Regions from separate parts of the Homo sapiens genome. Here region 2 is linked to region 1. The links are chromatin contacts, found by Hi-C or POLR2A ChIA-PET in ENCODE. All regions are on one chromosome and are shown on one strand. Each heading gives the region's core, a stretch centred on a gene start or an enhancer-like site at or near the end of the contact. The rest is flanking DNA. Distances are from core to core; before and after follow the strand shown. Region 1 has its middle 49 kb from the start of LINC02219. Region 2 overlaps PIK3R1 (phosphoinositide-3-kinase regulatory subunit 1).

What was found. A loop is a pair of places that touch in the nucleus more often than their neighbours do. ChIA-PET counts read pairs that join two places held with the same protein, here RNA polymerase II (POLR2A). Pooled maps may share reads with other maps.
Region 2: a loop to region 1 is called in a pooled map, with 2.2 times the contacts of the local background. The contact joins two enhancer-like sites. A Hi-C loop is called at or near these places in 1 of 168 maps with a recorded cell type or tissue (CD8-positive, alpha-beta T cell), 6 of 37 single-sample maps with no recorded cell type and 4 of 50 pooled maps. POLR2A ChIA-PET finds 5 or more read pairs at or near these places in 1 of 52 experiments (H1).

The regions. Positions count from the first base shown.
Region 1 is chr5:68,139,383-68,142,924 of GRCh38, forward strand. No RefSeq gene overlaps it. Among named protein-coding and RNA genes, the nearest start is that of LINC02219, 49 kb to the right of the region's middle. Within about 2 kb of position 2,234, at least 2 of the 41 ENCODE cell types and tissues checked have a DNase peak (open chromatin) inside an H3K27ac peak, as active enhancers do.
Region 2 is chr5:68,251,414-68,254,778 of GRCh38, forward strand. The region is part of intron 2 of PIK3R1 (phosphoinositide-3-kinase regulatory subunit 1); the gene reads left to right. Among named protein-coding and RNA genes, the nearest start is that of PIK3R1, 37 kb to the left of the region's middle. Within about 2 kb of position 1,403, at least 28 of the 41 ENCODE cell types and tissues checked have a DNase peak (open chromatin) inside an H3K27ac peak, as active enhancers do.

The sequences.
Region 1 (3,542 bases), core at 984-3,483:
CCATGTTCTTCTGCCTGCTTTTATTCTGGCCTGGCTGGCAGCTGATTAGATTGTGCCCACCCAGAGTGAGGGTGAGTCTGCCTTTCCCAGTCCACTAACTCAAATGTTAATCTCCTTTGGCAACACCCTCACAGACACACCCAGGAACAATACTTCGCATCCTGCAATCCAATCAAGTTGACACTTAATATTAACCATCACAGGTGTGTTTATGTTTGACTATTTGAGCTAATGTGAATATTGCCTGACATCCAGAAGTGAAAAAGCACTGGGGTTTTGTGGGGGTTTTTTTGTATTTTTTTTGTTTGTTTAGTTTTTTGTTTGCTGGCCTGAAGCATGGATAATTAGGAGCAGAATTTATGACTGAGCCCAGGGTCACAGATGTTGAGGGTAATAACTATAATGATATCATGGAAAGTTAGAGATGAAAGGGATGTTAAAAACCAACTAGTTAACCCTATCATTTTGCAAATGGGAAACAGAGGACTAGACGTGTTGTGACTTGTGATGTCTGTCAGAACACCTTCTGAGTAATTAAGGGTTGAACTGAATCAGGAGGTTGAAGACAAGATCAATTCAATGAACTGCCCACGACTACAAGGCTAAGCCATGCTCACTCAGCCTGGACCAGGTCTCCTTGTATTCTTGGTCATTTATTCCTTCATTTAGCAGTTTGCTTGCTTAAGATACCAGTGGTTGGGAGCATATGCTGCTTATCAGGCACTCTGATAAACAAGTTTATTTGGATTATCTCACTTAATCATCACCACAACTCAGTGAAGCAAGCAACATTATTATTCTAATTTAACATGGGAGGACATTGATTCTTAGAAGGATTAGGTAACTTGACCAAGGTCAAAATTAAATAGCAGAGTCAGCAGTAAACCCAGGTGCATCGACCCTATCCAGAGCTCTGAATTCTTGCAGTATTTCATAAAGAGATGGAGGGTAAGCTATTATCACATAAATTTTTTTCCTGAAGAATTGAGATCTTCAACAATATTCAAACAATACTGTTAAAATATTGTTTTAACAATATTAAAACAATGTCAGCAGTCTCCCCCGTAGCCCACAGAAAGTGGGAAAACCGCAGCCAGATTCAGGTTCTCACAGCCCTCCACTCTGAGCTCTTCCCTCATGCCTTGGGCTACAGGTCCACATTTTTTATATCAAGATCTTAAATGCCTCACCCAGGCAAAGTAGCTTCCATGGACAGCCTCCGCTTTCACCCCTAAGACAATCTGAAATCATCCCCAGCTGATAATGATAAGTCCTTCCAAAAGGTCCAACCTCACCACACAACAATGAAAAAAAAATTGATCTTTTACTGAAGACTCTGAAGAAAACCAGAGAATCATCCTCCACAGAGTAGAACTCATCACAATATCATGAAACATTTTGATTCTTTCCTGACGGATTTCTCCTGCTTCTAGCTGATTCTTCTATTTTTTTCCCTTGCATATGTCTACCAACCTTTTCTAGTGGAGCAGTTCAACTCTGGCCTTGCCCAAAACCCCTTCAACTCCCCCACCAGCAACATGAAAGCCTAGTGGTTAGCTAAACAGTACTAAGCCTGTCTCCAGAGATTCAGTTCCTGTCACTACAAAAGCCTTACCTGGTCAACCCTTAAATCCACTGTTGTTGCACCAACAACCACTCTACATGTCTCACCCCTTTTCTAACCTCCTTTCTCTCTTCATGTTCTCCTCAAGGAAGAGGAAAAGGGGTCAAGGAAGTGATTCTGAACAAGAAATTCTTACAGCATCTCTTCCCCCACCATACTCTGCCCCTGCACACATGTACACACATACACACATGCAAACACACACACACACTTTCACTCCAGAGATATCTAGCCTTCAGAGAAATTTAAAGATGTTTCTCCTGCTAAGCACTTTTTTCAGTTGCCTGATCACAAATAAACTAGATTTTAATGTTAAAAACTAGAAAATGAAACAAAGCAAGAAAAATAATACCCTACATTCCAGAAACTGAAAAATTCTTGTAACAAAGAATAAGTCAAATCAGAAACTGAAAAATGCAGATAATAAAACACAACATAGCAGAATCTATGGAATATAATTAAAGCAATGCTGAGAGGAAATTTTATATTTATGTAGTTAAAAGGAAAAGTTTAGACAAAACAAATTTAACAGAGTTTATTTTAGCATTAAATGATTCATGAATCAGGAACACTCAAAACCGGAAGAGGTTGAGACAGCTCCACTGAACCTGCATGAGCTGCAGGCCTTTATAGGCTGAATTGAGAAGCAAAATAATCAAATTACTTGATTGGTTATAGCTCGGTATTTGTCTTATTTGGGTCTGATCCAGTGGAAAGTCCCTACTTAGAGGTCGGTTGGCAGTTTCTGACTGGTTAAGTGTAACTAGTGTAACTTTCATTTTACTATGTACATGGGATTGGGTTTTGGTTTGTCTACATAGGAACCCCAGGCGCTGGCACCATCTCAGCCTAATGGCCTCCCAATTAATTGTTTTAACAATATTAATAAATAAGAAAGAAGTAAGTACATAATTCAAAAATTTAGAAAATGAACTATCAAAGAAACCCAAGGAAAGACTAAGTGAAAATAAAAGCATGAGTCAATTAATTATAAAACCAAAAGTATTATAAAATCAATAAATAAAGCCAAGAACAAGAAAAACAATAAAAGAGAGCCCATTAGCTAGTCTTTTTTTTTTTTTTTTTTTTTTTTTTTTTTTTTTCTGAGACAGCCCCATTAGCTAATCTTATCAAAAGCAAAATAGGGGCTGGGTACCATGGCTTACACCTGTAATCCCAGCACTTTGGGAGGCCAAGGCAGGAGGATCACCTGAGGTCAGGTGTTTGAGACCAGCCTGGACAATATGGTGAAACTCTGTCTCTACTAAAAATACAAAAATTAACTGGGCATGTTGGTGGGTACCTATAATCTCAGCTACTTGGGAGGCTGAGGTGGGAGAATCGCTTGAACCTGGGAGGCAGATGTTGCAGTGAGCCAAGATTGTACCACTGCACTCCAGCCTGGGTGACAGTGAGATTCAGACTCAAAAAAAAAAAAAGTCCTAGCCAGAGCAATCAGACAAGAGAAAGAAAGGAAAAGAAGTCAAATTATCTCTCTTTGTGGAGGTTATGGTTCTATATCTAGAAAACTCTGAAAACTCTGTCAAAAGGCTTCTGGAACTGATAAATGACTTCAGTAAAGTTTTAGGATACAAAGTCAATGAGCAAAAATCAGTACTATTTCTAAACACCAATAACACTCAAGCTGAGGGCCAAAAAAAAAACATAATTCCATTTTCAATAGCCACACACAAAAAAATAATACCTCAGAACATATCTAACCAAGGAGATTAAAGATTTCCACATGGAGAACTGCAAAACACTGCTGAAAGAAATCATAAATGACATAAACAAATGGATAAATACTCCATGTTCGTGGTTTGGAAGAATCAATATCATTACAATAGTTATACAGCAATCTACAGATTCAATGCTATTCCTATCAAGCTAACAAAGTCATTCTTCACAGAACTAGAAA
Region 2 (3,365 bases), core at 153-2,652, 110 kb after region 1:
AAAAAAATAATAATTTTTATAATGAGTATGTCTTCGTGAGCCCTCACAACCCTTGAAGTTTTTACTTGTTTGGCAGAACTAAGGGCACTGAACGTTTGTAAGCCGTTCACTAACACTTACAGGAAGGGCATAAAAGGGTGCTCAAGTCAGTCTGTAGGTGGTGGGGGCGGGGTGGAAAGAGGGGATTCCTGTAGGCCTGGATGAATCAGCCACTGATTTCTGATGGTAGCCCCAGCTGCAAAAAAGTAGGAAGCTTTTTTTATGGACAGAACTACAACTCCTTTCTTTCAAGTTTTTCAGCCTTTTCACACTTTTCCATTCTTCAGACTTTGCAAGTTTTTAAACAAAATGTTTGTATTTCCCCAAAGGAAATCACACAGTTGACTGCATTATGAGAGGGAAAGGAGCAAACTCTGTCTCATCTGAGGAGGGGCTCAGATCAGGAGTTGTGTAGGGCCCTCACCCGGTTGGGGGTGGTGGAGCCTTGGCTGTGTGCAGGAGTGACTGTTCTTGGAGATGTTCTGGTTGGATCATGAGTTTGGGCTTGGAAAGCACTGCCTCAAGTTCATCAGCAGGAATGAGGTAGAATTCACTACTTGCTGTCTTAAGACCTTTCTGTCTGCCAAGTGTTTGAGCAATCCCTCACATCTCCCCCTTGAACTAAAGAGCAACAACTGGTCAAGAGCCCAGCAGGGATGAAAAAGGTTGGCCCCTTGCATCCTTCATCTGCTGTTTAGACTAAGGGCCGCATTGTAGACCACTCTCGGCCATGCTGTCCTGAACCCGAGGATCAGCAGAATTACAGGCCCAATTTCAGGCAGACGTGAGCTTGCATCTGATGACAGGCAAGTACCTACATGTGTCTTTCATTACTCCGCTGCCTTAGGAGATGCTGTTTAAGTTGGCAGATATGCTTATTTGAAAGCAAAGCTTGTTGCTGGTGAGATTACTGAATTTACAAAAAAAAAAAAGTGGGGGGATCAGATGCCAAGGGAGAGGGAAGGGAGTGTGTAGCATTTAAAAGTGTGGTGAAGCCATCAAGTTAACAAGAAAAAGTAGAATAAAATGTGGTTCCAATTTGTTGTACTGGGCTCAAGATGATAATATTGCAATAGTAAACTGTAGGGATGTGTGCGTGCAAATGTGATTACATGTGTGCTTGCTTTCTGAATTTCAAAATTGTAGAAGTTATTAGAAGTTCTAATTTTAGTTCCCAATTTAATTTACTCTGATAGTAAATTAGTAATTTTCAAGGGATTTACTGATAATCAGAACAAAGATTTGCAATTTCTAGGACAGATCCCCAATTTTGGGGGTGGGAAGGAGCTACTTTGTATTTCCCTGAAACCTTGAGTTACTGGGGCCGAACATGTAGGGCAGATATTGAATGACCAATCCTAATGCTCTTAGCAACTTTGCTAAGTAAAACCCCGCTGCCATCCAGTGGCAATTGGCTATACGGCATGGTAGCTGTAAAATATGCCCTTTTCTGCCTTTTCTCCCTCAGATTCCACCTTTCTCAGATGCTCCCAGTTTTTTTTCCCAGATGGCACCTGACACAGTACTTGACAGGAAAAATTGACTTTATGTCTGGCTTAGGTAATTCAGGGCAAGTGTGCATTTATTTACCTTGTCTCTTCTCCTAGCAATACTAATTTTTATCTACGTTGCATTTTTATTTTCTCCCCAGATTTGTCATAACACACATACTTTTTCCTTGAATATTTTTGTTACCTTAGCTAAAGAATTAATGCATTGTGGTATTTCTGCTTGTCATAGTTTTACTTTAGAGTAGATTTCGCTTATATCTTTGTATTTATGCTTTGAGCTGTGGTTTACCAATTTCCTAGCATGTTTCATGACACTTATCCTACATTTCAGACAAGGATTTATGTGTCCCATAGGATTCAAGCTGGACTTGGAGAAAGAGCCAGCTAGCAAATGGAATTATTCTGACTTGTGAAAGGTTCCAGCCTTTTAAAACTAGGCTCTGAGAAATAAAAAAACAAATATTCTTGGGAAGAAACTGGGTTTGTGAGTACTTGGCTAGAAATTTTAGGAAAGGAAAGAACATTTCCTCTGGCCTCGGGAGCACATTCAATGTGAAATATTGCTGCCTTTAAAAGAGCCAAACTTAAATTTCTATTTGGATCATTTACTTGACTTAAAAATAAAGGGATCTATTTTTTTTTAAGGTTCAGAACCCTATTTTAAATAAAATGACATTCTAGTAAGTCAGGCAAGATGCCCCCAACATGAGCTATTAATTAAAAACAGCCGGAACTTCTGGAGGTGTTAGCAAGTATCTACTATGAGCTTGGGGATTGGCGAAATCTGGTACAAGTTAGTTCCAGCTGCGCACATTTGCCTTATTACAGTTCTTTATGATAAATTAAATGCATGCTTCATACATCCTTTGGTGTAGTCATATTCTCTCAGCACTTGACTAAGCAGGTGGAAAGCTTATTTAGTCATAGGATGACTGAAAACAATGAACTATAAACCCATGTATATCCACTCCAAGAAAAGAGCTAATAAATGTCATGTTTTTTATTTTCCCGTGGACCCCCTTTTTTTTTTTTTTTTTGTATTTTATAACCTTTCCAGAATCTTGAGTGATTTTTAAATGTTTGCCCTTTGGTCATAAATGCAGCAAGTAAATGTGAGTCTGCACACTCGAATGTTGTATAAATCAGTTGACCAGTCAGTGTTGGAGCAAACTTCTCAGGATTGCTCTGTGAACTCCCTGTTCTCTGGCAGTTGCCAAATACAAAGATAAACCAGGAGAGACTTATTCCCAAGAAAAGAATGATTCTGCATCCTTAACTTACATATAAACTGTTGAGATGTTTCATTGTTTTGTATGGTCAAGCCCCTTCTCTTGTTCTCTCTCTTCATCAATTAGTATGGAAAATTGGAAGTTTACTGAAAAGAGTTTCGAATCATGGGATTTTAGATTTGAAAAGGACCAGAGGGATCATCTACTCTTCCAACAAATAAAAAATAAAACCCCCAAAGGAATGAATGATCCATGGCTGGGACATTGGAATCTCTCTATAAAGGAGAAATCATATTAAGGTATTTTCATCTTAGGCCTCTAACCCCAAGGGTATCTTTACAAAGACTTTATTTTAGTGAAGCCTTCAATAAACAGTGACCTCATGTCAAGAATTCTAAAGAGAGGGTTATGGAATATTGGTTTGATATTAAAGTCATTGTTATCTTGGAGCTGGCCTGAATGGACTAATAAGTGGCCTGTCACCAGTTGTAACTTACTTTTACAATTTTAATGTGATTTAAGGGAAGACACTCTTGGAAATGCTTAGTTATGGTTCATACCCATAATCGTGTTTCTTTTAGGTCTT